2 separate regions of the Mus musculus genome follow, and region 2 is linked to region 1. Evidence: chromatin loops called from intact Hi-C (ENCODE). Cell type or tissue: heart. All regions are shown on one strand. Each heading gives the region's core, and the rest is flanking DNA. Links, peaks and the distances in the headings are about the cores only.

What was found. Hi-C counts contacts between places; a loop is a spot of excess contacts. Peaks named below come from ENCODE experiments on the same cell type or tissue, not always from the same donor. Only the 100,000 strongest peaks of a DNase experiment are listed, where the experiment ranks them.
Region 2: it touches region 1 in a loop (2.1-fold over the local background); 3 of 42 quality-filtered maps call a loop at or near these places.

The regions. Positions count from the first base shown.
Region 1 is chr4:154,788,596-154,803,626 of GRCm38, reverse strand. No RefSeq gene overlaps it. Among named protein-coding and RNA genes, the nearest start is that of Ttc34, 41 kb to the left of the region's middle. RefSeq lists an enhancer at 477-1,726. In heart, for the core only: a CTCF peak has its summit at 5,617 (motif pointing right); no DNase peak of the experiment used is centred there; H3K27me3 peaks cover 994 bases.
Region 2 is chr4:154,694,819-154,709,849 of GRCm38, reverse strand. No RefSeq gene overlaps it. Among named protein-coding and RNA genes, the nearest start is that of Actrt2, 34 kb to the right of the region's middle. RefSeq lists an enhancer at 1-2,435. In heart, for the core only: no CTCF peak of the experiment used is centred there; DNase peaks (open chromatin) are centred at 8,499 and 8,859; H3K27ac peaks cover 1,212 bases; H3K27me3 peaks cover 338 bases.

The DNA.
Region 1 (15,031 bases), core at 4,530-7,029:
GTGAGTGTGTATATGGGAGTGTGTGAGAGTGTGTGTGTGTATGTGAGTGAGTGTGTGAGTGTGTATGTATGTGAGTGTGTGTGTATGAGTGTGTGAGTATGTGTATATGAGTGTGTGAGTGTGTGTGTATGTGAGTGTGTGTATATGAGTATGTGTGAGCATGTATGTGACTGTGTGAGTATGTGAGCGTGTATGAGTGTGTGTATATGAGTGTGTGTGAGTGTGTGTGAGTGTGTGAGTGTGAGTGAGCATGTAGGTTACAGGTCAGTATCTGTGTCATTCTTTATTACTTTCCTCCTTACTTTCCGAGATAGAATCTCTTTGGAGCCCTCTGATTTGGCTTTACTAATTGACCAGCAAGCCCGAGGGATCTCCCTCCTACTCACCGCTGCCCCTCCATAGTGCCACTATGTCAAGCTTTTTACATGGGGGTTGAGGGTTAAACTTAGGCCTTCATGGAAGTACTTCACTGCCTCATCAGTTGGCCTGTGGTCTGGGGACTGGTCAGCTCAGACCCTCCCTCCTCACCCACGGGGTCACCCTGTGGTGGTCCATTTCGTTGCTTTCTCTCCCGTAGTTCTGGAATTTGGGCCCAGATGTCTTCATTAACTAATGATTATTTCAGTTTCTTTAGAAAAAAAAAAACTAATCAGAGACATCCCAAGCTGCCAATCTGAGGTTTGATCAGCCACGATAACCAGCGTGCCCACACGGTGCTGGTGGGATTCCAGCCTGGAGCACGGAAACTTGACATTCTCGACAGCCTGGAAATGTAGGATTTCCGTTTGCCTTGTAATGTGGAGCCAGCTCAAGGGACCCCCATCTCCCACTTTGCAGCCCTCCAGCGGGGGGCCTCTTGGGACCATATGGCTTGGCGGTGGGGTAATGTGCTCTCTGGGGATACTCGATGCCCCTCTTCCCTCTTTGCTCCTCCAGGATGCTTCCAGAGCCCTTTCTGGGCTCCCCAGCCTGCAGGTTGCAAGCAGGGGATCTGAGGCCCAGGGCTGGCAGTGCCGGCCCCCTCCCCCTCGGAGCTCACCGGTTCTGCGCTATCATGCCCTCTATCGCCTTTGTGTGAAACGTAACCCACAAAATGCTTTCGTGGTAACCTTATCCATCGGCAGCCAGCGATAGCATCTTGCGGCCCGTGACGGGCAGGAACTCGAAAGCATGGAGTTAATAACGCAGACTTTCAAAAAATGAGGCTGGCAGAGGGAGACGAGGGCGGGAATAAAGGGGGCCGGTGTGGTTGTAATTGGGACCATGTGAACTTCCTCGGAGGAGGATTAGGAGGAGAGACAGGCCTTGCCCGCGAAGATTAGTTTCAATTAGATGGGCTGGAGGCGAAAGGCCGGGCTCGGTGAAAGATTAAAACAAGAAGGAGAAAGTTTCCGCGGCGGAGGCTCCGGGCCTGCAGCAGGGGCCGGCGAGATCCGCTAATTGAAGGCAAAGCGTGCACCGGGCTCGGAAGAACGCCCATTAATTGATTCGATGCTGGTCTGCTCCTAGGCCTTTCCCGCTCACCCCCATTCTTAACTTACTTCCAGATACTCATTTGTGTTTGAAATCAGGGGGGTGGGGCAGGGCCTGCCCTGCCTGAGCCCCTCAGGTAGGGGGAGGTGAGAAGGGCTGTGGTCAGTGGGCCAGACACCAGCCTGGTCATTTGGGGGTTCTTTCCTCTGCCTGGGGCCACTGGGTTTCCCAAGTGGAGGTGTGAAGGTTTATCCTGGCTGCACTCGATCAGCCACCATCAGGCTCCTGAGAGGCTTCAGTGGGACCCTCAAACAGACTGTGCCTCTGGGCTTGGGGTTTCTCTATGCTTTCAGAGCTAACCTGTATTTCTCCTTCCATGTTTCCATCTACCTACCCCCCTCACTGCCCTCCCATTCACTCAACCGTTCACCTTTCCAAAATCATGAATTCACCTTTAACCCTCTTCTCCAGTTCTCCTTCTTTCTTAACCTCTGGCCTCTATTCCTTTGAAAACAGCTTTCTCAATAAACATGTCTCCATTCGAATGTTTTCCGTCCTATGCTCTGAGTCCCCATGCATGGCTGGTGACTTGAAGCGCCATCTTGAATACTTGGGCTGAGGACAGGAGGGTGACACCCCTCTCTCTCTAGTCCCATGTTGTCTCCCCTTTTCCTTTGAGACCCAGCTATCTGCCAGGTGGTCTCCTCTATCCCAAAACCATCCGTATTTTCTTCCAGATGTTATGGAAAGGTGAAAACTATGACACGTGAGGAACTTCAGAGAGAGGAGGAGCCAAGAGCCGAGGGGTATATGGTGCCGGTGGCTCTGAAGGAGCCTGGTTCTTGGGTCTTGAGTTCTAGCTCCAGAGAGGAAGGAACAGGGATTGTCCAGGGGATGGTGTGACCTCTGTTGTCCTTGTTTCTTAAAGAGGCAGAAAAGAAACCTGGTCCCAATTCATGGTCCACAGATTCAGTCCTGCCTTCCACCTGATGAGGTACAGAGTCCAGGGGATGGCTGTGCTCTGCTGCAGGGTGCTCTCAGCAACATCCTATCCTGGCTTGGGGGTCCAAGCCAGGTGGCCAGGTGTGGCCAGCAGAATGCATTTCACAGGGAGGCCAGCTGCTTCTAGGCCTTTCCTGGACAGCTCCCCTCCAGGGCCTCAGAGCACGTTGTGTGTGCGTGTGTTTTATAAATCCTTCCCATTGTAATGACAGCTAAATTATGGAAAATGCATTTTCACAGCTGGTGAGAAAACCCATTAGCATTAATCAAGGACCAGGCCTCGTTGGGGATTCTCAGGCTGGGGCTCTGTTGGTAAAGTTATGGACGTGCTAAATAGTCATTAGTGGTACTCGTTTGCAACGGACCAATCTTTCATCTCACAGCACGTGGGTGCCTCCCTGCCTGTGACTGAGGGTGGAGCTCTATGCAGGGCTTCTGTGGCTGCTGTGGTCTCCACCTTGGTGTGGGTGGGGCCCAGGGGAGACTGTCATGGTGATGGCTATGGAGCCAGTTCAGTCACACTAAGGAGAGGTGGCCCCCTCTGTCCCTGTACCAGTGGCCCTGATGGCACCAGGCAGGCCTGTATAGAAGTCATGCAACCAGGAGCCTCACTGTCCTCTGGGCTCCTTGTATTCTGGGGGTCCATGGTCCCAAACTGACACATGTCTCTGAGCTGGACAGCCCAGTGTAGCACAGAGAATCTGGCTTGTGGGTGTAGAGTAATGGCTGAGCTGCCAGCGGAATCAAGTCTGAACACTTAGCGCTGGTCCTTGGTCCTTAAGTTCTAGCTATGAACCAGGGCACCAGAGAGGAACTGGAACTGCCCAAAGGATGGTCTGGCTCCTGCTGTCATGCCAGGGTAACTTTTTATGTGTGTGCTGTATGTGTTCATGGGCACATATGTGCACATACCACTGTGAGTACCCTTGAAGGCCTGAAGAGAACACTGGGTGTCTTCACACCTCTGCCGTATCTCCCTGAGACAGGGCCTCTCACTGAATGTAGACTCACTGATCCAGCTAGGCTGACTAACCCACTAGTATCCGGGATCCGCCCATCTCTCCCTCCCACTGCTGGGATTATATGTGCATCCCGCCACTTCTGGCTTTTACGTGATTTTACAATTGTGAACTTGGCTCCTCATGATGGCTCAGCAATCGTTCTCACTACTGAGCCATCTCCCCAGCTCCTGGGGAACTTTTAAGACAGTGTTTTATACTGAAACAACTTCAGAGAGCATAAAGAAAAAGAATAGCTGGTTTAATTCCAGTATCCCACACTTCTGGGGTTTCTCACCAATATTCGTCAACGAAGGTGACTCACAGAAACATGTTAGTTAGATCCAGGTAGGTGGCTTTTCAGGGCAGCCAGTTGGTCCTTCCAAAGACTGACTGTCTTGATATCTTCAAGGAATCTTTGTTACAATGAGGGTCAGCGTTGTGGAAGTCATAGGAAGGCATACAGTATGTCAAATACCCATGAGGCAAAGTAGCCACTGGCTCCCCGATCCTAGACTCTCCCCTTTCTTCCTCCCCATCAACACTGGGGTCTATGTTCTTGTCCAGTTCTCTAGCTTTGTCAGAGCCTTCCCCACATTCTTCCTATGGACGTATAGATATATGCATATAAATGAGTTAGTGTATACCCACACATATACATGCACAGATAGACATACCTGTATATAGATAGGTATGTCAATACATGACTACAGTCTGCACACACACACACACACACACACACAATCTATATAGGCATGCACTTGTAGTGACTTGTGCACACAGACTGGTACATGTACTTGGTCACATAGGGGCAGGTGTCCGCTCCCTTTTACTAGTTCAATATACCAAGGGCCTACAAGGTCACCCAGCAGCATAAGAACAGCAGCATCCTAGATGTCCATCATCCTGTAAGGAAGAACAGCCATCCCAGAGGTGGGGAAGGGAGCCTGGAACATCTTGTAGTGTCCAAAAAGAAGGAAACAGTTGAGTATAGACTGCTGGGCATGTTAAGGGAAATAGGCTGGAATGGAACTCCTAATTGCCTAGGCTGGGGCAGGGAGAAAGGAAGAAAAGAAAAGGGAGAGAGGGCACTGTCTGGTTGAAGGGGCAGTGTGCAGCTGTCCTATCCCTCAGAGAGGTGGATCCATCCCAAGCATCCACCAGGAGATACCTGGGGTCTTTCATCTTAAAGATGGTGGTCATGGGCTCTTCCTCCTTGGGAGAGTGCCACAGGGTCACTGTGAGGCAGTGAGGGATTCCAGAGGCTGGGTTACCTGCCTGGGTCATGCAGCAGACACCCGGGGTCCGACAGGTCTCACCTATTTATAACCAGCCACGGGGCTCACCCTTGAAGTGTCAAGAAGGGGTTGGCTAAGGAAAACGCCCAACTTAAGTGCAAGTTGGTAGCTTCTTGTGGACCGGGGGTGGGGGTCGGGGGGGGGGGGAGGGATAGCTCTGGGCTTTCAGAGCCGGTATCCTCGGGACCAGGAAGCCTGTGTGTGCAGGGCCGGGCTGGGGCCCCATCCTGAACGGGGCCTTTGTATTGGGTCCTGGATCTGAGATATAACTTACTTTCATTTCTTCATATGCAAGTTGGAGAGGCCAATACCTTCTTGCCACCCCTCTGGGCTGCTCAGGTTAGGGTTCAGGAAAACATGAGGTCTACTGAAGGGACAGTATGTGGGATTTTGTTTTTGTTTTTTGTCTTTGTAACCAAATCATCACAGTTTTAGAGATGGAGGGAAGTTTTTTTTCCCCATCTCTATTGGCAAGTGCTATTGGTCCCACATCACTGATCTCTGTTGTCCTAGGGAGTGGCCTTAACTTGCAATCACTTCACTGGGTTCAAGGGCCTTGGAGCCTCTTCGTGAGACTGTCAGTTCCCCCCTCCTGGTCATATGCTACAGCTAGAGAGGGCCCAACCTAACACATGCCAAAGTCAGAGAGAGCTTCAGTAGTTTCCTTGAAAACCTGGGTGAAGCCTCCGTGCTCAAACCAGCTCACACATGGAAACCTGCTCTGTGACTACCAGGAGGGACAGCATAAGGCCACCAACCTAGCATTGGTGATCTAAAGGCCCCTGGCAGGTCCTTCTCCCAAACCTTGAACAGCTACCGTGAAGGCGCTGCTTATCTTGTCCACTAGAGGGCAGCATAGTTACCCAGTGGGCAGGACGTCTTCCCACATCTAGGTACCTTTTGTTGGGAATCCAGGATCTCTCTCTCTCTCTCTCTCTCTCTCTCTCTCTCTCTCTCTCTCTCTCTCTCTCTCCCTCTCCCTCCCTCCCTCCCTCTCTCTCTCTCTCTCTCTCTCTCTCTCTCTCTCTCTCTCTCTCTCTCATCTGTGAACAGGGTTTGAGGTGTGTGATTGCCTAGTCTGCTAGACAGATGTTTTCTGGGGCAATGATCACTCACATCTATTCACTCTCAATAAAGCTGCATTTATCAGCCCTCCAGAGAATAGGTGTTAAGCCATCTGTGAACTCAGATGGATGTCCAAAGGGCACGGATGTGGCATCGTCCGTGTTAGGCTGGAGTGAGAGACACAATTGCCCTAATTAGGAGGTGGCACTCTGGTGGGTGCTAAGATTCACACCTGGTGGCATCAGAGCTTGTGGTGCACATGGGCACCTGGAAGGGCTGGGCACTCTGTGGAGCCAGTGGGTCAGAGATATACTCCATTTGCTAAATTTAGTGTAAACTCAGATGAGATTGATTTGAATTTTAAAGGTTCTGTTCATTTGGGGGCTGAATCTATCTATGGCTCACTGGGATTTGAGCTCAAACTCTTAAAAATCAACGTGGTAATGATCAATTTGTTAGCGATAGCCACAATGAGTACCTGGCTTTCCATCTGGCTGGTTGCTCAAAGCCTGTTGATAGTAACTAATTGCCCAGAGAGGTCCCCGCATCCCCACACCTGGTGTGTTGCTTTGGCTGGGAACAGACTCCTGCTCTGACCCAGGCCACACTGAAAGTTTCCCAGGAGACAGGAAGACGAGGCTGCCAGGAGCCCTTCCTTCAGATAGGACCAGAGGCTTGGTGGGTCTTGGAGAGAAGCCACAAAAGGTCTGTAGGACCTTACCTCCCTCAGGTGGAGTCTCTATATTTCCTAGATGAGCTGTGAGGTGACCCATCCCACAGATGAGAAACCTGTTAGAAGATTCCGAACCTCTAGTGAGTATCTCCCACAAAAGTGACATAAGAGGGCCAGCGTCCAGCTGACTCTCTAAGCTGCTTCTTGCATCTTGGGGCCACCTTCAGTCCCAGGGCCAGCATGTTCTTATCTATTACTCTCTGAAGCCTTCAGCTCTCAGGGTCTTCTCTACAGCCCAGGCTAGCTTGGAACTCTTGACTCTGTTTCCCCAAACTCCCGAGAGTTTGCTTGGGTTACAGGAGTTTTCTACCATATCTAGTTTCTCCTGAAGGTCTGGTGAAATCTGTGATCTTTATGGAGGACACATTTAATGGAAGAAGAGGAGGTGAGGGGGTTTGAGTCCAGCTGTTGAACAGTTAGGGACAGACAGACAGCTCAACAGACTAAAGCTAGACAAACAGGTGGGCTTCCTGGGATCAGCCCTGCCCTCCTCTCACCTCTTTGGCCCAAGGTTCATGAGAAATGAATCTTTGAAAGCACAGAGTGACTCCAAACTAACGAGGAAGAACAGCGAGGGACATAATCTGAGCTTTGGGGTGGGGGTTTCGGCCCTCCTCTGTTCCACTGGGATCATGAGTCTGGAGCCCTCCGTGCCACCAAGAGCCCCCTGATGATGATTCAAAGCTATCTTTCTTTGTGGAGGGGTGCATGGGGCAGCTGGAACCCAGCCGAGGGCTGAAGGCTCACTAGGCTTGGGGGTGGGGTAGTAACATCCGTCACAGCAAGAGGCCGTGACCGTGAATGGATGCTACAGAAAATGCATTTTGTTTAAGGGCATAGAAGTTAGCAGAGGGTGAGTGCTCCTCCCCAGAATCGCCAGGCTCAGGATGACATTCGAGTGATCACCTAGCTCCAAGATGGCGGCTGTTGCCGGAGAGTAAGCATCCTCTTCCAGAATGTCAAGAGAGTGTGTGCCTAGCTCCAGGCATCTTGGGCTAACCTGTGCTGCCAAGCATGGGGATGCCAAGCAAGGAAGCAGGCAAGCGCGCTTGAGCTCCACTCAGGTGGGCAATGCATCCGCTCTCTTCCTTTGCCATCTGGCTTTGAATTCTTTCAAAGGTGGGGGTGTTCTTCTGAACCCCATGAAGGGAAATGTATATCAACAATCTTCTTACATCCCGGAGACTAAGCGGCTTCTTCCCCGACACGCTGTCTCCTTGCTACGCTGACACCGATCCTCCCGCTCCCAGCCCTGCCCACAGGTGCTTTCCCCATCCAGGGACGGCTAAGGAGACCTTCAGAGAAGTGGTCGGTGGTGAAGGTGGATATGGGGTGAGTTGAGCCCTCTGTGGAGAAAGTTTAAATTTAACTTTCAAACACTGGCAGAGTCAGTGGGGTTCTCCAGGGAACAGTGGAGGAAGCTCGAGAGCCTCGGGCCTCTCCAGGCAAACCTTCTATAGTAGATCACAGACGAGAAGGCTAGCACTCTCAATTCTCATAGACCTCTCTGGTGGGACCACCTCTGTTCCTGCCCTCAGACTGACAGGTCTTATTAAGGCTCTCATGAGTCTTTGATAACATTGACTGGGTCGTCTCCCACCTGTGTGGAAGGGATGGCATCTGGCCATGCACAAACGCCCTGGGATCCAGAGTGAGAGGCTGTGTTTTCCCCTCATCCACTGTCCTGAGCATCAGTCAGGGGCACTGCTGGAGGCAGAGGAAGAAAGTCCTGGCACCTCCCCTGGGCACAATGGGAGGGGCTCCCAAGGGCTGAACTATGGGGAAGGCATGTGGTCACCATGGCCTCCCACACTTTCACAGTCCTGTCCTTTCATTTTTCTTTTCTTTTTGTTTGTTTTTCAAGACAGGGTTTCTCTGTGTAGTCCTGGCTGTCCTGGAACTCACTCTGTAGACCAGGCTGGCCTCAAACTCAGAAATCTGCCTGCCTTTGCCTCCCAAGTGCTGGGATTAAAGGCATGTGCCACTACTGCTCAGCGGTCCTGTCCTTTCTTGAGTTAGACCTTCGAAGGTGCTTGTGCCTAGGCAGAAAGCCACTCACTAGACGTTCACGCTCTGAACACACCCTGGACCCACACTGTCAGCCCAGCAGAGTGCTGTGGCTTCTATCTGGGAATGCTCCTAGTATTGGTCAGATACCATGGGCTCCTCTCTGGGCCCTGGGAAGTAGCTGAGTTCGTAGAAGGTACCAGTGGGATTTCTTGCAGATCAGCGTAGTGAGAGAGGGAGCCACAGCCCCTCCCTCCCCCAAGGCTTTGATAGTTAGCCCTCAGCCCAGGTATGTCCACCCTGGACTGGCTTTAGAGTATGGGTAAGGAGGTACAGCTGCTATCTGAAGATGAGTGGGATGAGGGAGGGATGGATGGGGACAGTGATAGGAAGAAATAAGTACAGACGTGGAGGTGCTGCTGATGGGGATGCTGATGGTGATGATGAAGGTGGAGGTGATGATGATAGCAGCCTTGAGGCCTTGCTCCAGAGTGGCACCTCCCCAGGGCTCTCCCCACAGTTCTTGTTGGGGTTAAGCATCCCAGGAAAGTTAGCTAACGCAGAGAGCTGAAAATGGCATAAATAGGCAATCAACCAGGGTGTCTGGCCATCCCACCCGCCCCGGTCCTGGTGACAGACAGGCTACCTGGTGCCATGTAGGACCGTCCTGACTCTGACAGCCACAGACATTCACAAGTATGAGCTTGGAGGGACTTGAGCCTTCTGTCACAGGCACTCTGGTCTGGAAGATGAGACTCAGCCCCATCTTCCACCCAGCGATGGAGCGGGATGCAAGTAGCGAGTGAACCTGTGGGACCGTGGCAGAGAGCTTTCTCACCATGTTCCACCGCGGTAACTCGGCACAGTGAGGGGCTTAGGAGGCCCTGTCAACCCTGCCCTGCAGCAGAGAAGTCTGATGCTGTTCATGGGGTTACCAGAGTCACCTAGGGCCCGGTCTCTGACCTTGGGGCCTCCAGGGCAGCATGCATACCCTGTCATCCAAGGCTGATGCTCAGGACCATGGAGGCCCACGGATTAGCTCTGAAGTCTGGCGCCCCATGGTGTCCTCACCCCTTCCTATGCCGGGAAGAGCCGGAGCCCTGTTTATTTAGACTTTTCCTAAAGCTGACAGCTTGAATCAGGCTAATTCACCTGAAGTATACCAACCGTCCTTATATTTATTTTAGGATACTCCACCGGTGTAACCTAACCCTGCCCTCCCCCGCCTTGTTTACACGGCTTAGGACCATGCATCTGTCTCCTATCCCTTGCAGCCCACTGCCCCACATTCCAAGGACAAGGGCAGGGAAGTTTGCACATGGGGTGGGGGTGGGGGTGGGGGCCAGCTGGTGTCGGACTGCACAAACTCCTTTAGTGTTGGCACAGGGGCCTGTGGCCTTCCGCACGGGAGGTGTGGGGCTTGTGCCTTGGGATGGTCTCAAGGTGAGCAGAGCTGGTGGCAGTGACTTGCACAGAGGGCCTTGCCTCTCCTGGGTGAGGATGGGGAGGAAGGACAGGCAGGCCCCAAAGGGATGCTGGAGCTTCATAAGGCCACGCTGTTGGTCACTGGGCATTCTGATGCTACAGGAAGGAAATGGCCACTCAGAGCAACCTGCTGACAGCAGCATCGGATGGAGCTGGATACTCGTCCAGCCCAGGCCACTCTAGAATGATGTTCCCAGGCGTGGGGGCTGAGCTGAGGGAGACCCAGAGCCTAGCAGAGGCTAGGCCTCTGTTCTGGTAGCTGAATCAGAAAGCCACAGAGGTGAGGACCCCTCCTTGAGGGGTTTTTTGCGGTTGTTATCAACAGAAAATAAAGAAGAAACAACTTCCAGGTCAGGAACATTGTTTGCTGACCTTGGTCAGTCATGGCTTGGGTACCAGTTGTCCATTAAAAGGCCATCATAGGCCACATAGGCTGTGTAGACACCAGTTTATAGATCAAAATTCTACATCTCTCTCTGAGGGCTGCGTATGCGAGGTTCTCTGGACCCTGAAAGGCAACTGCCGAGAACCCTCAAGCTTTGAGCTCACCTTCTGTCTGAGAAGTGGCCGTGACCAAGAGCAAAAGCAGAATGGACAGACATCTTTTAGAGAGCAGTTGAGGGGAAAGATGTCATAGCAAACGTGGTATGCGTGGGCCCTGGCCCTGGCAGAAGTGGCCCACGGGCAATCAGGAAGAGCTTCATGGAGAAGGTCACATTTGAAACCGAGCAAGAACTGTTTAGGACTAGCAGGCGTTCCCAGAAGAGGGATCTAAAGTAGACTGGCCTTGATTTGAAGTTGTAGCAGCCAGAGTATATTGCGAGGAGGAAGGCAGAGAGAAGTCAGGCCAACAGATATGGCAGATCCGGATCTCTGGGGCATGCTCCATCCAGACTCGGGACAAAGGCCCAGAAGCCCATGGTCCTTGGGAGGTGAGATGGTGGGTGGTTTAAAAAGAGCTCTCAAGTGGGTCTGAAGCACTCTTGGGGTGCTTTCTCTTACTCTGCTGCCAAAACCAGGAACCTCAGCCAGTGTAGCCATTCTGTTGCCACAGCTCTTCTTGCTGAGGGAGTGCCAGGTTCAGGCTGTCTCCAGCTCTCTGTGGCTCCTTTGCGGCTGCTCACAGGTCCTAGGAGATGGTGGGGACATTTGGGAGAAGGGCTTCAGACATGATCCTCTGTAACCATGGTAGGTTGGTGGCTTTATATGGCCCTACCTTCAGAGCAACTCTGAAGGGAACGATTGGTTATGTACGTGGGGAGGCGGGACTTCACCAAGGCTCTGCCTTTGGTAGAAGGAAGGACAGACTCCCCCAGGAACGGGGTCATTGAGAAGAGAGAGCAGGTTTGTCTAGGCCAGGATGAGCAAGACAGATCCAGGGGCAGTGGGAGGGGTGGGCTAGGCCCCCGATGGACTCTGGCCTGCCTCTCTGTGTAGCACTTGCTTTTCTATGCGCGTGCGCGCTCCCCTGGGCAGGGGCCACGCTGTACTGTGCCATACATCTCTGTCAAAACCCCTATGAATAAATTAACCTTTCTAAAGATTAGCACACTCTAATACCTCAGGGTTTTTAAACAGAACAAATGCTAAAAATATTTTGACAGAGCTCACAGAGTTTGCAGGCTGGCTCATCAACAAAGGCAGGGCCCAGTGTCCCTTAAAGGGCCAGTGGCCTACTGGCTGCACTTGTGAGCGCGGTTGCCACTTACAGAGGTTAGCTCCATCCCTGGACACTGAATGGAGACATAACCCTTTGAGAGGAATGGTGTCTGCCCTGTGGAGTAGGAGCCCGGAAGGGAACAAGGACATGGCCATGGCGGGGTCTCTATGGTGGCTCTGTTTCTCCATATGGATGTCCTTAGCCAGGCCACTGCAGTCCTTGCTAATAAAGCCCTTGACTCTCGGGGTTAGGTGCGGCTTGCAACACAGGTCTTCACCCCATGCCAGCTGCAGGAGACAACTCAGGCTAGTTCCAGGTTCAGGGTGTGGGCTTCTCTCTGGAAGGCAAAGAGAAGCCCGTGTCTCAGGCAGGATCTTCTTCACAAGGGCTGAGAGGAGGGAAACTGGAATTCAGCATCCACAGGGATGCTGTGAGTCTGGGCTGAGGGCATCTTGTGACCTGATCTGTAGGCCACGGTATCTCCAGGCACTGGGAGAGGGGCCTCGGGGGACACTCTGGGGAGCAGCTGGATGCAGGAGAGAAGCTAGCTTCCTGCCCTGAGCTGAAAGGGACCATTGAGGGCTGTGGAGGAGGTGACAGCATAGTCAGACCAGAAGGCACCAGGAGCAGAGGTAGCACAGCTGGTGGGGGCTACAAATGTTCCACGCGAAGCCTTGCTTCGGCATTCGGGGTCTGGAGGAGGTACTCAGACTCTTCCTTATACCAGATACTCTGCTCTATGAAGCTCCTCTTGGCTTACACTGGCCTCAGCATTCAGAGTCAGGCTGACACTGAGCATCTACCTAGGATGGAAGGAAGGCTAGGTATATGTGGGTTCTGGAACCTGGCTCCCTCCTCTGGCCCCAAACCTACCTACACTCCTGGGAGATGGGGTGACAGTGTGCAGGGGTCCTGTGTTCCTGGGGTACCTATGGTACCTCTTTCTACTGTTCAGTTGGGCTAAGGAGGGACCTGTCATTTGACCTGGTAACCAAAAACCTCTTTTCTCGGTAGCGGGCAGATGTCCTTCTAGCACACCTTAGACCCTGTCCCAGACCAGCGTAGGTAGCAGAACTTCAGAAGGTCAACGGTTTCACTGCTGCCTGCAGGAAAGCCCATGAAGCCAGACAAAATAGAGCCTAGCACCTGCCCTTGGGGGCCCCGGGTACAAATGACATCTACGGAATTGATGTTGTATAAGAAAACCAATGCTTAGGTCAGGGCCACCCTGCTGGCACTGTCAGGGCTGAGTTCAAATGCATGTGCCTAACCCTGGTCTGGCTTCCCCTCCTTGGGCTGGAGAGATAAACTCAAGACTACGAGTTTAGAGAACATTCTGATGGTGTCCGCTGGCTGAGCCCTGGTCCAGCCTTTCTGCCATGGATGGCTTTAGATGCAGCCTAGTGACTCAAGGCTGTGTCCCACCTGCCCGGGGGAAAGCCCAGCTCTGAAGCCTCTTTGGAACATTGCTCCTCCATTACATCTTTCTTGGTCTGTGTTTCCTTCTGGAACTACTTTCTACCTGTTGAACATTCTGAGGCACAAAGGGCTGCTAGAACATTCTAAGTGCTCATTGGGCTTGGGGTGGAGTCTGCCAAGAGCTTGTGGTGCTCTTATGGGAGACACCAACCGGCCTTCAGTTTGCCTCTGTGTGCCTCACATCTCATACGCTGCAGGTCCTCAGTGACACTGGGGACAAGATAACAACCCAGGTTATCAGGACAGACTCCCTGAAGTGGTCTTAGACTTTGCAAGGCCTTTATCCATCAGAAGCCCCTCACCTTGGACAGCCTGGGTTTGGTTACTGTCTGGGCTTCTCTGTAATGGTAGGACAATGGCCAGGTTCTATAACAGTACCAGGAGACTTCTGGGAGCCAGGATGGGAGAGAGGAGGCCTTCCCTAGGGCTCTAGGATGGGAAATGGTGGCAAGGCTGAGATGGATAGGTGCTTGTGGATGTGAAATAGAATCATTCAGGTATCTCTGGAACCGACCTTTTTGTCTTTCCACCAGGGACCAAGATTTAGACTCCCTAGATGCCTGAGCATATCTTCTGTGTAGGTATAACTGTCTTGGCCTCATTCTTAGTGGGTGGAGCCTTGGGATGGGATGGGGAGATGGTGATGATGGTGGTGATGGTGGTGATGGTGGTGATGGTGGTGATGGTGGTGTTGGTGTTGGTGATGATGGAGGTGGTGGTGATGGTGATGATGACCACTCTCCTTTGAGTGCTTGCTGTGTTCAGGACGAGTTCTGAGCCCTATCCCGGCTCCTCTCTATGTAATCCCATTACAACCTTTAGGGCAGGCACTGTCACTAACCCCCTTGCCTCAGAGAAATGCCCAGAAGTCCAGGAACGACATGTTTTTATACTTCTAGCTCACACAAAGTGGGACAGGGGTAGCCAGAGGACAGAGGGACAGAGAGACAGAGGGAAGCCCGGGAAAACCCACGAAATTGAAGCAAAGATGCTCCAATCAGTGTGTCCAGGCCACAAGGAGTCAGAGCTCTATAAGCCAGGAGGTCTGGGTTATGCTGGGTGGGACAAACAGGTAAAGTCCCCTCCCCACAGTGTCACCACCTTTCTCCTCAGAGTTCCATGCGGAATGTAGATTAATTTCAGTCAGCAGATGCGTACGTGAGGGTATCACGTGGAGATGCCACCCTCAGACTGGACCAAAGCAAAGCCACCAGTGATATTTTAAATGGTGACTCAAAAGCTTCGGGTAGAAGAAGGGACCATGAAGATTGCTTGGGGGCAAAATCAAATCCTGGTGCTATCCCAGAGCATCTTAGTGGAGGGAGTGGCTGCACTGAGGTGGAGTTAAACTGGGGTGCACACCCTGGGTGAGGTAACTCCGAGAAGAGAGTTTTTCCCCATGGGTAAAACTTGAGGTGGGCGGCACCACAGGCCTGAGCTTATACGACTGAGTCCCGACCGTGGGTGAGACCGTGTTGGGGTCAGCAAACCTGAGGTCTGCCGGCTTTCTGCTCCTTTGACACAGGGGTTCCCACTCTTAGCTGGCATGGTGACCAAGCAGCTGAAGGTGTCAGAAATCAGGGCTCCCCATGGTAAAGTCACAGTATAAGCAAAGGGGACAAACAGGGTCTTGGCATTTCAGAGACACAGAGGTCTAGGGAGACCTCCAGGGACTCCCCATCCCCCTTGCTCATGTCTGAGGGTGATGGGGAAAGGCTGTTTGGAGGAAGTTGGGGTGGCTAGTTTCGTGAGCTCTGACAGACCGTCCCTGCTGGCACCCCCAGGTCAGCCCCACGGCTGACAGGAGTGGTTCCTGTAGGAGTGATCATCT
Region 2 (15,031 bases), core at 7,240-9,739, 96 kb after region 1:
CAGTCACAGGCCGGGCAGCCAAATGGGCGGCAGAGCAGGACACAGAGGGCTTGCTATTTACCAGCCCACTTGCTTCTTGCTGGGGCTGGGTGGGGGGCAGGGGGAGCCCTTCTCAGCTGGGGCTGTGACACCTCCCTGCATATCTATTGCTCCCTCCTGAGATTCAACAGGCTCCAGCCTGTGGCTTTTTGTCTGGAAGGAACCAGGTGACCCATGGCAGGACCAGGTTTCTGCATATCCTCCGTTTACGGAGGAGGTTCGTTGGCCCTAAGGATGGTGACGTCTGTCCTCTCTCACCTTCTTCGTCACATACAACCCAGCCCGCGTCCTGTGTCTTGTCTTACCTCCCTGATTTCTCTGAGCCTCAGAGAGCTGGCCAAGAGACTGAACCCAAACTGTCTGAACACATCTTCAGATCAGATGCTGTGCTCTGTCTAGGGAAGAAATACAGAAGATTCTGCAGAGCTGGAAGTCTTCCACCATAACACCCCTCATAAGGATATATGGGTGTGAGCCAGTTGTCAGGGTGGAGAGACAGACGGATGGGACTGTCTGGCTACAGATGAGGGGCTCCAAGATCTGGGGTAGATGTTCCTCCTTCAGGGTTCCATAAGCTCTGTACCCTAATTTGTCCAGAGGTATCTTACAAGAGCTAGCCCTCAGACCAAGATGTGCTGGCCTCTAACTAGCCCAGGAGGCTGATACTCACCACTTGGCAAAACTCAGATTCACATGGCTGCAAAACCAGCCACATACCCAGATACCAGGTGGGTAGTTTCAGAGGGTATGTGACAAGATTCGTCTTCTTCCTGCTAGGAAACCCGGAGCCCACAGCTGCCCCAAGGGCTGTAGGACTCTCTGTGCCAGTGGGGGGGCTCCAGCCATAGAGCTAGAGGAGGGGCACTCAGGCCCCAACCATTTCCAGACTCCCAGGAAATCTGGGTGCTCTCAGGGCCTCCTGGAGTGGAGTGGGTGAATCTGGTGGCTGTTTTACATGTATGGAATCAGCTTTATTCCTGTATTTTGGGTTTGTTTTTATACCACTTAGTGGTTTGTGGGAAAATGCAGTTGCTGCTGAAAGACACTTGTCAGCCTGGATATCTTTTTGGCCTCACACACAGGAGACCGCGGCTTAGAATGGAGCTGGGGTCTCACAGAGGCGTGACCTAGAGATATTCTGACTTTCTTCAGGAATCTGCCCCCGATTCCCAGTTGCCCCTTCATTAAGGGCTTTGGTTTGGGGGGCAAGTATGAAAGGAGAGGGGCCCTCTCCTTGCCTGGGCATGCAGACATCACCACAGGCATGCCAAAGGCACACTGCTAGCCACCCAACTCAGGACACCAGGCCAACAGTTGTGGGTTGTATGTGCATCTGTGATCGGTGGCTTCATAAAACGCCTTCTAATGAAAGTAACACACACAGAGAGGCAGGCAGCCCAGGATGCGGGGCTGCGTGGTGAAGAAATGCGCTTGTTAAAATGTGTAATGAGAGACAGAACAAATCCCCAATATCGGCCAACGCTGTCGTTAAATCCCTTAATGATAGGGGCATTTTCTCTGGTGCGCCGCACAGTTTGTTATAAACCTCTTTGGCCTGGCGGAGTGGGGGCCAGAGGGTGGGATAAGAGGAGTTGGGGGGTGGGGTGGCTGGAAAAAGTCTTTCCTGGGGGTGGAGGCCAACTTTGCCTCGTCTATTCTCAGCTTTGCCCTCCTGTGCCTGAGCTGGTGTGTTGGGCTTCAACTCAGTCTATAGAGTTGCCAGTAGGTCACCACTGAGGCACACTGGGTGCTGGCTAGGTATTTGAACCTAGGTCTGGGGCCATCTTTTTTTTCCTCATGGCTTATCAACTCACCAGAAAAGGCTCCTGGGTCAAGTGCAGTTGTCTCAAGGGTGCAGCCCAGAACCGCCACATGAATAAAGCTCTCCTGGAGTGTGGAAACTGGCCACTGGCTGTGGAGTAGGGACAAGAAATCACCTGAGTGTTCAGAACCCGAGAGATGGGTAAGAGTCAGAGCCCGTGGTTCAGGGTGACACTTGGTTTCTGAAGCCTGCGCTGGCCACCAGCAGGTGGGGCTGGGAAGATTCACTGTAGTCAGGCTCCTGGCTTGGGAGTCTAGAAGGGAATGGGAACTTTGGCTGGATCAGTATTACTTTCTAGTATCCTTTTCCCCTCTTGGAGCATAGCCCAGTGTCCTTTGGAGGGATCGTCCATGTCCAGTCCTGACCTTTACTGCTCTGCCAAACTTCTGACACAGAGGCCATCCATGCTGTTGTAAGGCAGAAGCAGAAGCTATGCAAGGGGGGGACTATGCAGTCTTTGAACCCTAGAGTATCACCTCAGAGTTTTAACTACCCTGGTTCTTCCAAGCATAGGGTGGGGTGTGGTTCTTGCCTCTTACAACTCCAAGAGTTTGACACTGAAGGGTCTTTGCCTCTGTCCCAGCCCCATGGGTGGAAATAAGCACCATTGTGATGGCCACAAGAACAGGGCACATTTTCCTGTGAGTAGGGACATTGGTCTCAAGACAGAATGGGGTAGACTCCCAAGAGTCCCACACGTGTCCTTGGAAGGAGATGGATACATCTTTACACTGTAGGTGGCCTGAGACCGTGTGGTTGTGAGTGTTGGGTGGCTCTGTTTGGAAGTGGTAGGGCATAACAAGGAAGGAGACACTGGGGCTGACCTGGACCCTGTGGCATCTGGCTCTCACCCCAAGGCTGACGATCAGGCTTAGAATACATCAGTTACCTGTCGTGAGCCTGAGAATAGAGGCTGGGAGTGTCCAACAGAAGTCTTTGTTTATACACTTCACACACCTCTGCACCTTTTCCTAGGCACAGCCTCAAGACCAAAGAGAATATTATATTCAAATTCTTAGGAGTAGGGTACAAAATTTACACAAGGTGCCCGAGGGGCAAAACCACATTTGGGACCCCTGATGGATGTTGCAGCCTTGTGTCTTGTCTCTCCCCTGTGTCCTGCCTCTCCCCATCCTTTACCCACTCCATCACCATCATCCCATCAGCTCTGCCCAGAGCTCTGCTAGCTTCTTGTCGTCCCTCTGGAAATTCAGACCATGCCCAGGCCAAGCTGGGCTGAGTTTGCTCAGTGTCCTCATCCAGGAATTCTGCCTGGAAGAAGACATAGGTGTGTTGTGGAGAGGTGAGGGTGGGTGGGGTGTGTGTGTGCTCCTCATTGCTCTCTTTTGGGGTGTGACTGACAAGGCTCTGTCTGGGTAGGTAGGGCTGGGCTCTTGGGCTCTTGTTCTCCCATGTCCATACAGAAGTCCTCAGAATTTGATTACCCACTGGAGCAGAGCAAAATCCTCCTCACCAGAGGCTCATGAGGGACCCCACACTTCCAGGGACCACATTCTGGAAATTTTGAAGAAAGAGGCTGGTGTTTTATGTGTAACTGTGACAGCCACATGTGGGAGTTGAAAGCCAGGTGGGGTGCAAGCCCTTGCTCTTCTCTGAGGTGGTGGCTGGTTTTCTTTTGTGTCTCTGTTTCTTTGACTGCTCTGTCTACCGGGCAGAGTGGCTGGGAGATGCTGTGGAGCTGCAGCTCTGGGGTAGATGCTCTTGGTGTGGAAAGAGCCCGTGAACACAGATGGACAGGGTCCTTTTCCTTCCAGGGAGGTCAAGCCCTACTCCAGATCCAAAGGCCTGAGTCAGCTGTGGTGATAAGCCAGGGTGCAGGGTTCTGAGGGACACTAAAGTACCTCTGCTGAAGAAACTCTTTATCTATGCCATGGGTAGAATCTAGGTAAAGCTAGGATGTCCTAGCCTTCCCCCAAGCCACTCCAAACCAGAAGATTTGGCACTCCCTGCTCCTCGGGTAATTTCCTGGGCACTGGGGTTAGGAATGCCCATGCGTGCCTCAAGCCCCTTGGCAAAGGACAAGACCACATTGATGACACTAGCAGAGGACTCAGAAAGGCCAGGACAGGCTTGGTCAGGTGTCCTCTTGCCCTCATAAAACTTGCTTGGCAGGCACACGGATCCCCTGGCTGGACTCTCTGCCCAGGGCAGTGGTTAAATGGGCTGCCTGAGGGCCCAGGTGTGGATATTTTTAATAGTCTGTGACCTGCCATCCACTCTTGGCTGGGTGTTAACGGCCAAATGTTTTGCAAGTAAATTACCAGAAAGAATTATTCCTGAGAGGCAGAGATTTGTGGAAAGGTGTTAGAAAACCGGACAGCCAGGAACGTTTGTCTCTGTTCGTCCCTACAGGCGCAGAGGACAGCTGGTGTGGCCAGCTGGGCCACTCCTGAGGCCAGGGTAAGGTGCAGGTTGGAAGGAAGGGTGCTAATCTCTTCTTCATAGGAGTTGCTTTCCTAGAGTGGGGCTGTGGTGAGCTCTCTCTTCAGCCTCCTTCCCCAAGCCAGGGTTGGGGTGGGAATCTGGACAGGTGTCTTGGCAGCAGAAGTCCTTCCCTGAACATGTCCTGAGTATACCTTAGGAGTTGGTATCACTGATTCTGGAGACAGGAGCTAGAGAATCGAGGGGTATGTATGACCGCGCATGTACCTCCTCCAAAGAACAGCTGGGGCTGACCTGCATTCCAGCCAGTCCTGGAGTTCTAAGGAAGGGAGGGTACCCGGATGGAGTTGGGGATAGGCATTCTTCCTTCTAGGAGCCCCCTGGAAGCCCCCGAGAGGAGAGAAGATGTGATCAGGGGCCACTGGTTAATCTTGTGGCCAGGAAAGCTGCAGGGTGTTCCCGGAAGGAGTAGGCTCTCCTCTGTGATGTCCTTGGAGGTAGGCAATAAGGCCAGAGAGGATGGTAGTGGTATGGTTGAAAGCTGTACGAAGTGACAAAAAGGCATACTATACTGTCCCAAGGGGGGGACGCACAGGTGGGTATTCCTGATGGATGTTCCTGCAATGAAAACGTCAAACTCATGACAGGGTTGCTGACCCCAAAACTGACTGGGTAGGTAGGATGAAAGCCCTCACCTGTTGTTATTGATAAAAAGTGATATCACTTCCTAATGCCACGCCAGCGAAGACCACAGGGGTACCCACTCCTCCTGCTCTCTCCCTGGATCAGCTTTGTTCTGGACTTCAAGCACCAGGAGCCATGCTGCTGGCAGCGGGGGTGCGGGTGGCTTGGTCCTCAGCTTTCTCAGCTGCTGATCTGCTGTTTCGTGGGAAGGGAAGACAGGTCATTCTGCGAGGCAGGCCAAGGTTGGTAGCTGGGCTCCATGTTTCTGGCCAGCACTGAACATTCTGGAGAGTTCTCTAATTGCTGAGTGACCCCCTCCCTTTCCCATATGTGCAATGCAAAAGAAAACCTCCACCTTGGAGCTTCGGTGGTCAGTGAGTGATACAAGGCTCAGCACCTGACTCAACACCATACAGGACCAGTGCTGGGTGGGATATGAAACTCCCCATGGCTCCTATGGGGCCAGCTAATGTCCAGCTCCCTGAGACCCTGTCAGTACTTTCCGTGGTTAGGGTTTAATGGTTGTGGGGACACTTTAGTGCCAGGCTACTGACCTCGGTGGGTTTGTGCCCTGTGCTGGGACTGGAGGGTGGGCATTGCTGCTGTGTATAAGAGAGGCATCCTGGTAGGTAAGAACTTAACCTCTGAGGCCCTAGAAGGGGAGTGCCCTGCAGATTGTCTGCACAGCAGGAAGTTAGAGGAGAAAAGGGGGCAAGAGGGTGAGAAACGGGCATCATGAAACTATAGCGGTTCCCCCGCCCCCTCCCCCCCTACCACCACACTTTGAACAAACCCTTTGCCCTCCGCAGACTGGGCTCTGCATCTTTAAGACACTAATGGGCCCTCTTTTTTAAAAAATGACAGTTTGCTCACACACTTACAGGTTCTCGTCTGACATCAGCAGGGAATCAAAGATATTTTATTATTTGGAAATTCCATATAGGGAAGGCAGCCTCGAGGGTCTGTCATGGCTCCAAAACCCACACCTCCCCCGGGAGTTAATTATTTTCTTAAAATGCAACTTGCACTGTTGGTCTAAAACATTCCAACTGTGTTCACAGTCTTTAAATCTTCAGTAAACCTTAGAGTTTAAATCACTTGCAGATAAGAATAATTCTGTTGGGGAGAGGGAGCAAGCCTGCAGCAGAGGTGAAATCGGACGAAATGAAAAGCCCATTGACTGAGGCTCCTTGGGTACCTCCTGTCCAGCTGCTCAGAGCACGGTGGCTGTGGACAGAACCTGGCAGAGCCTGGATCCCAGCGCTCCTGCCAGGGCTTCCCACCTGCCTTCTTGGTAGGCTAGACACAGACCCTTTGGGTTGGACCTGACAGCTGGGCATTGGCTCAGGTGAGAACCTTGAAGGAAAGCTGACATATTTGTCTGATAAGAGCCTCTGTTCTCCATAGTGAATGTTCCCAGAGTGGGGCCTGGGTGTGAGCCTGAATGTCCAAGTGCAGCCTGAATTTCTCCTGGGACCTGATATTTAATTAAGACTTGGTGTCTACCGAGGTCTAGTATCTACTTGTTATATAAGTATTCACCTGGGCCCGAGTGTCCACTGGGGCTTCATATCCACTTGGGGCCTCCTATATACCTGGAGTCTGATGCTCACCTAGACACTGTCTATTGAGGCCTGGGCTTGGAGCCCGTTTGTCATATATTGGAATTGGTTTCTACCTGAAGTCTAGGTATTAACTTAGACCCTGAGGCATGGTCTGATGGGGGTTGATGGATCTTCCAGATTCCCCCAGATGTAACCTCTGACCCTGGGCCCGCCTGACCACTTCAGATCAGAACCCGAAAGGTATTCTCTTATAGTTTACACGAGGCAACTGGTCTTGGGTGGGCAGCCTTCGGGTTGTCACTTTGCCTCTGGTCCCTCTCGGCACAGGTAAGCTACCAGATCACCACGGAGGCTGGTGTTTCCTTCCAAAGGCCTCCCATATTTCAGAGAAAAAGGGAGAGCAACAGCATCCCGGGGTGAGCCAGCGGAGCAACTGGACTGCCTATGCTTTGCTCTAGATCATTCGGGTTTCTGAGGCACCAGTTCTGATGCTTGTTGTACCCATCAAATTGTTATCACCTTCAGCTGACCCTCCTAGGACACCACATCTCAAGGACATCCCTAGCCCAATCTCCAAAGTCAGGTGAAATAACTGCACCCAGTAGGGCAGGGGAAGGAGTAAACGTCATAAGAAAGCCGGCTTGTTCTGTTGGGGCTTGCTGGGTCTTCCAGAACCCTCCAGACTGCAGCCTCTAGCCCTGTGTCCTCATTCAGGGATTTCCCTACACCCTCTTTGTCCCCTCTTGGCAGAGAGGGCAATGCAGGAGGAAGGGGTAGCTAGAAAATGGCAGAGGGGGGCTGTGTGGCCACCAAAGAGCCAGCACACTGAGCACTGACGATTGCTTTCTGGAGGCAGGTGTCCACCAACTTGGCAAGAGGGGAGGTCATGTCCAGAGACAAGGGCCGTCCCTGCTAGTCCCTCCTCCCCAGTACCCACACACACTGAGGGGCGGAGCCTGTCAGCCATGGCTTCCCAGCCTCTGTATTTACAGATGCTTTCACGCCCCATTTCCAGCAGCTTTGCAGCTACTTTGGGGCGAGGGTGTGTTGGTGTCCCTCCTGGTCATCCTGCCCCCAGAGTATGGGAATGTGTTTTCTGCCTCCTCCCCTGGACCCCACCACCAGCCGGCCCTCTCCCAGCAGAGACTATTGATCAGTCTCAGCAGAACATTTGTCAAATGTAGGAGTGTGCTGCCCAGTGGGTGCTGTCTTTAGATGCCACCCAGTAGCACCGGCTACTAGTGGGCACAGGGATGTCTACCTGATGGCACCCCATCCTGGACTTCATGTACCTCTGTGGTTCCCGTTCTTCCTGAGACCATCTGCTGTGTCAAGAAGGCAGACTTCTTTTGTTGCCCATCCCCTCATACCACGTTGTGTTCTCAGCAGCCCCCCTCAACAGCTGGAGTTGGGGAAGCTATAGGGTCCAGATTCTGGGATCCCCGATTCTCTGTAGAAAAGAGGGGTTCCAACCTACATCCCCGAGGGAGCATACGTAGAGATCAGGAAGAAGCAACTCTCATGGAGTGCCACCCCCAGCCCTTTAGCATCCTCCAAGAGAGGTTGTCTGTGCCTTGCCGTGCAGCCCCTGCAAGCAGAGGCTCTACAGGCACCCTTGGTCTGGCCCTGCTCTCACCAAATAGCATTTTGATGAGTTAAGTGTGAGAGAATTAAAAACAACCCGATTAAATTTCCTTTATAAATACACATGGGTTTGGAAATCAAGGGGAAAGCGGCTTTGGGCCATAAAACTCCATGTCCACGTTCCCCAAAAGCCAAGGGCGGGCTACTGGCACGTTCTCAGCCAGTCAGTCGCTCTGTGCTTGGCCCATGCACACGGTCTAAGCCCCCTGAGTCTGAGGGAGTTCAGGCCCCTTCTCCACCCTATTCCTGCTGTGTATCTCTATACCCAGTTTGTATTGCTTGTAGACGCAGCTGGTATCTCTACACCACCCCCAACGGTGACAGTGCCCACAGCTGCCAGCACGACTGTCATTCTCACCTCCAGTGGCCAGGCCAGGCCTATCCCCACTGTTTAGGAAAGTAAACAGAGACAGAGGAGGGTGCCACCGGACACATGTCTTTTGTCCTTTTCTTGTTATGGAAGACATCGCTCACACACCAAGGAGCAGCCGGGAGCGTGGAGGGGGTGGTGTCTCGAGTCCTCGACTTCTTCGCTTGCGGTCTCTCTGGGAAGAAGAGGGCAGGGCAGTTGGGCATGGATGGCAGGAGGAGGGGTCTGGGGCAGTGGAACTTTTGAGGTCATTGGAAAGGCAAACAGAATCATTAACAGTTTCCAAAAATAACCAAGCAAGAGTGAGGTTCCCAGAGTCTTTCCAAGTGGCAGGGCTTGGACAGGGGGCACCTCGAGGGAGCTGGCATAGAGGGAGCCAGACCTGGGGTTGGCCGGATGTCTCCTAATGGACATCAGTCTTCCTGAGCTTCATCTGTAGGATGGGTCGATGCTGGAAAAGGGAACATCTCATGCATTCATTCAGCTCCTTACACAGAAGTTTGCCTGTGTGTTCAAATTTATTGGCTGTGCCTTGTGGTAGGCCAGGCACTACTGTGTGACCTTTTTTTCACTACTTAGTTGGAGTACTGTTGCCACTACTTTCCGAAGGGCTCAGAGTGTGGTTCTGTCTTTGCACTCTGCCCTCAGCATACGCTGGTGTTCGAACATCGGCCTGTGAGACACCATGGCCTGAGATGTCAGGGTGCTCACTGCCTAGCTCCTCTGACCACTGCTAGTCCTTCATCTCCGCTCTACCAGACACACAACTGCTGGTCTTCTTGTTGCTTCTGAGTTAACATTTCCTAAAACTCTGTAAAAAATGGAAGTGATAACATGCACAGCTGGGCTTTATCTGTGGGGATGCTTCTAACGCCCAGAGTATGCCAGACACTGAACACTTAATACTCTTTCTCCTGCATACATATACCACAATACAACTTAATTTCTAAGTTGGGGCTGCCAGTCCTGCTTGAGTTTCTGCCTGGCCTACAGGCTTCTGGCAGAACATTGAGTCCTTCATGGGCTGGAGACGTGGCTCAGTGGTAGAAGACTGTCTTAGCCAGGGTCTATTGCTGTGATCAGAAACCTGAGGAGGGACAGGTGAATTCAACCTACACTTCCATATCTGTTCATCACTGAAGAAAGTCAAGGCAGAGACTCAAACAGTGCAGAAACCTGGAGGCTGGAGCTGATGTAGAGGCCAGGGAGGAAAGCTTCTTACTGGCTTGCTCCCCATAGCTTGCTCAGCCTGGTTTCTTATAGAACCCAGGACCACCTGCTCAGGGGTAGCCACACCCACAATCAGCTGGGCCCTCTCCCACCAATCACTAAATAGGAAAGTGCTCTACAAGCTTGGCTAGCCCGATCTTATGGAGACATTTTCTCAGTCCAGGCTCTGCCCCCTTTCAGATGACTTCAGCTTGTGTCAAGTTGATACAAAACTATCCAGTGCAAAGGACTCACTATAGAAGCCCTCCCCACCCCCACCCCCACCCCCACATGTGTGTGTGTATGGATGCATGTGCACATATATGTCTAGTCCAAAGTTTAACATTGTATGTCATCCACTTTTTTTTGGGGCGGAGGACAGGTCTCTTACTGGTCTTATAAGTGTTGATTGTGATATGCCTACCTGGCTAACAAGCCCACAGACCTTCCTTCTCCACTTCTTCAGTGCATACCATCACACCTGACTTTTTAATGTTGTTGCTGGAGACTGAACTCAATTCATGGTTCCTGTAAGGCCAGCGTTTTGCCCACTGAGCCGCTCCCTGGCTTCCTTGTTGCTGGCTTGGAGCTGAGTCACAGCTGAAAATTTCTCTCTACCTCTGCTGAGTCACCGAGTCTCCTGAAAGTGCCGCTCAGAGTGCCTGCATGGAGTGTTATCTCATCCGGCTCACTTGTCTGGCAAGTTGTCATGAGGATTCAGGGCATGTGCTGTGCCTATAGATGTCCAACCACCCTAGCAAGATGTGCCAAGCCCAGAGTACCAGTTGTGGTTAGGGGGTGTGGGCTCCAAAAACCCAGGCCCGTCCACGAAAAGCAAGAATTTGTCCTGTACACAAATAAAATACGGAGTCCCAGAGGAGGAGAAAGGAGTTATGGGAGCCTCTACATCCATGGCATTATGGGGACAGTAAGGCCCTTGGACTAAGTTCCTGCAACCTACTCACTGGCCTGCAGGCCCACAGGTGGGTGGTAGATGCTGGGAATGTCTACAGCAAAGTTTCCCTTCCTCCAAGTCTTTTCCTACCTGTATTGTGTCAGCTTGAGCTTGCACCAAGTTGCTCTTTACCAGTTCTGATGGCTGATCAAGTCTGGAACCTACTGTGCTCCCTGAAGATGGCATCTTCTGTCCCTTTCCAGGTTACTTCAGAACAAAGAGGTAGAAAGACAAGCTGTCAGGTTACCAGGACCCCAGCCTCTCAGGACAGTCTTTCTGAGCTGCGCTCCAGGTAACAGACCAATCCCCACCCCTTTGCCTATGCTTGTGGGCTGAGGGCCCACCTTCTCTTATACTTGTGGGTCCAGGTGAGCACTACACCCTCTGGCAGGTAGAGAGCAGTGAGAGAACCCTGAGGAGAGAGAGGTGCCTTTGAGATCTTTCACTGGCTGCTCCTAGAAAGCCACTCCTGCTCTAGACACACAGGGGTCCTGGCTACTGAAGAAGGGGCAGTGAGGCCAAGATGGCTAACTGGGTGGCTTCCTTCACAGTTCTTCAGCCCAGGGAGGTGTCAGGTGTAGATGCTGGGCACCCATGATGGTAAGTGTGAATTCTAAAGTCCCAGTGAGGTGCAGGTCCACGGCCTGGGGAGGACTGGTTTGGCCCCACTGGTGCCTGGCCCTCCCTCTGCCTCTGTGTATCACTCGAGGGGTCCACATTTGCCAGTGTGCCAAGAAGTCTTTTTGGATGCAGGGTTGACTTGACCCCTCCCCTGCTGGGCCTGGTCCAGGACTACCAGCGAGCGAGACTGCACCTGAAGAGGCATCTTTGTTTCTGTAATTTTGCCCGTTGGAAAAGTCCCCGGTATTAATATTTATGAGAAATGACCTAATATCCCCGCCGCCTGCCGTGTGTTTGCTTAACATATTTAATGTGATTTGGGGGCTGTGTTACTTTTTAACTGCCTCAGCGAGGGGGCCTGACCTGTCGCTCCCCTCCTGGCCATTTTGCAAAGGCAATGCTTTCCACGATCCCTCCAAATTCCCCATTTTAATGGTTTCAGAAAAGCCCTCCGAGCGCCCTGCCTGCCTGGGCCATGGATGGCCTGGCCCTGCTCGATGGAGGCCTGGTGCTGCGTTTTGGGGGTCTAGGGTCTCTGCAGACCTAAGCAGGCACACAGGGTGGATTGGCAATGGGTTTCTGTGGGATGAGAAGGAAAAGGCATTCACGGGGTTTCTGAAAATAGCTTCCGTGTAGTTCTAAGACAGCAATTTAAATAAGTGCTTTCTCCCATTTCTCTGGAACACAAAGGTGATTGTTTTTACTCTGAAATAGATGGCCCTTCCACTGTAAATTGATTTTTTTTCCTTAGCATCCCTTTGTGTGTTGCATTAGCTAATGCAGGGCAGCAGGCAAGCTCCTGGGGGCGACTGGGACAGTGCCCTGGCCTGCACCCGACTCCAGAGAGACCATATTTTAAGCAGCAATCCTACAAGACCCCGCACTACTTTCAGAAGCTGTGTGGCATTAACTGTGTTTCTTCATTTCTCTGAGCCCAGCTCCTCCGGTGAAAAATTGAGCGCTATAACTGTTTCAGGCTCACAGAGTCATTTGGAAAGTCAGGAAATGGAGCTGGTCCTTCCTCAAAGAGGCAAAAGAAACCCCCATGGAATTAGCTGGGGCTCTCTGGAAGGTCCTGGGCCCTCCCTGGTGCACTGTGTCATGAAGCAACTCAGCTAATATTAGTGCTGAGTGCGGCCATCTGGTCACCTTGGTGACCAGGAGTGGAGAGAGTCAAGGACTTTGAAGAATAAGGGGTGTCTCTGGACCCAGCCACTGCCACATAGTCCTGAGGATCACAAGTGATCTCTCTGACAGAGGCCCCACAGAGCCATCAGGATTGTGGACTATTTATGAGAGGTCCAAGCTCTCTGCCTTTCCTGTAACAAGATGTCCATGGGCCTGGGGACTCAGGCATTGAGAACTTGGGTAATACAAAAAGTAACAGAGAATGCCCATGGCCTGTCACAGAGTGTCCAGTAGGGATGAAAAGAATGTCACGCCTACCTGGTGGAGGGAGGAGGGGGTCCTAGCTCCACCTTACAGGGACAGAGGTGACTAGTTTGGCCCCAGGTGCCAGGCAGAACCGTAAGCACACCACATGCTGCATCTAGGCATCCAGTTGATGGCTTTTGGGTGGACAGTCTCCTATTTTATACTCTGTAACTCTGAGGCTTCCAGAGAGCTCTCAAGAGCAGAGTGGGGAGATGCGCCTGAGTCTCTGAGATGCCCTGACCTGGTCCTCATAAAAATCCACTCATAATCTGACTCCAACAATGGAACAGTAAACAAGGCAGCAGCTCAGGCCTCTCTCCAGGTGTGGGTCCAGCAGCCTGGGTGGCTAGCGCCCACTGCAGGTGACTCGTAAGTTTTGCTTCAGCACCCACGGGTACCTAGACAGCCTCCCCCAGCCCTCCCTGTCTTCTGCCTTTTCTGTGAAGAAAAGACAACAACTGTAGCCCACTCAAGGAGTCAGGCAGGGAGCAGGCAGATAGAGTGGGAAGGAAGCGGGTGGAGACCTTGGGAAGGGACCATGCTCATACATGTGTTTTCTCCAGGGCTATGCCAGTCCCTAGTGTGCTTACTAGAGATGTGACATGCACTCACCAAGTTTTCTTTCCAGTTTCTAGACTGCTGAATGAAGACGCATGCAGCTCCTGTCCCTGTCACTGGTGAGAGACACAGCCAGCTGTTGTCTCAGGCTGGCCCCTCAGCCTCCTGGACACCAGCTCACAGATCAATCAGTTCCAGCACTTCCCACTGCGCTTCTCGAGTTTCACACCATGGGGATGATGTCATGGCAGCGGCTGACAGAGCAAGGGAAGAAAGAGGCCCCTCTATTTCAGACTTGAAGGCTGGGACAGACCACTTCCTGGCATTGGGTGTTGGAATTCCTTTTCCTAGATCCAGGAATGAGAGGCCAATGCTTTCACTCCAGAGTTTGGAATGAAGATTGTCTGTCTGTCTGTCTTTCTATGTCTAAATATATAGATACGTATATATGCTTATTATAGAAGCTATCTATCTATCTATCTATCTATCTATCTATCTATCTATCTACTTGCTATAGAGGACAATGGGAGGGAATAGAAAAAATTAAAAAAACCTTATCTTGTATTTTTATACAACATGTCTCTACTTATAGTTCATACAACTCATCAAATTAGCAAGCAATTGATCCATCCATCAGCCATTCATCATTTCCTTTCATTTCCTTCTTCCATTCAGCCACTTACCCACTTATCTATCATCCATCCATCTACCCACCCACCCATCCATCCACCTACCCATCTACCCACCCATCCACCGTCCCATCATCCATCTGTCCATCCATCCATCCATCCATCCATCCATCCATCCATCCATCCATCTATCAAGCCAGGCATCCATCCATCTACCATGCTTCCATCCATCCATTCATCCATCTATCCATCCATCTGTCCACCCACCCATTTACCCATCTACCCATCCACCCACCCATCTACTGTCCTGTCCATCTGTCCATGCATGCATCCACCAAGTCAGGCATCCATCCATCCATCCACCCACCCATCCATCCACCCATCTACCCATCCACCCATCTACCCATCCACCCATCTACCCATCCACCCATCACCCATCCATCCATCCATCCATCCATCCATCCATCCATCCATCCACCTACCTACCCATTCACTCATCCATCCAACAAGCCAGGCATGTAGCCAGCTCCTATCAAACTATAGGCAGTTATCTCCTTAAATCTCATTCAATCTCTTTAAGTGAGAAAAGTGGTATTTTCATATGGCTTAACCTAATATCAGTGATCTATTTACCACCCCCTCTCTATATATATATATGTATATAATGTGCAGTGCATCCATACACACTGCTGCTATACTGTCCCTTAGTGCTGTTTCTATGACAGTATGAGAACTTTTGTCCTGAGAGTTCTGCAGGAAACGCCAACCTGGCACCAAAGCAGTTGTGAAGGCCTTTGGCAGCTTAGCAGCCCGGCTGAAGCTTCCCTCTGTGGGGCACAGCCTGTGGGATGGGTGAAGGGTGTCTCATACGCTGGTCCCTTCTACTGTGCTGCAGTGGGGGATGGGGGCTAGCATGGTAGCTTTAGGTGGCACAGCGTTCCTTGAGTCAGTGTCAGGGTAAGCAACTTCTCTAAGGAGCAGCCTGAAATCCAGAGATGGGGCTTGTGCTGAGGGCAATGCACTCTGACCTGATCCTAGATTGCTATGTGGTCCTGGATGAAGACAGGCTTCCATCTGCTTAGCTGTGGAATGAGGCTG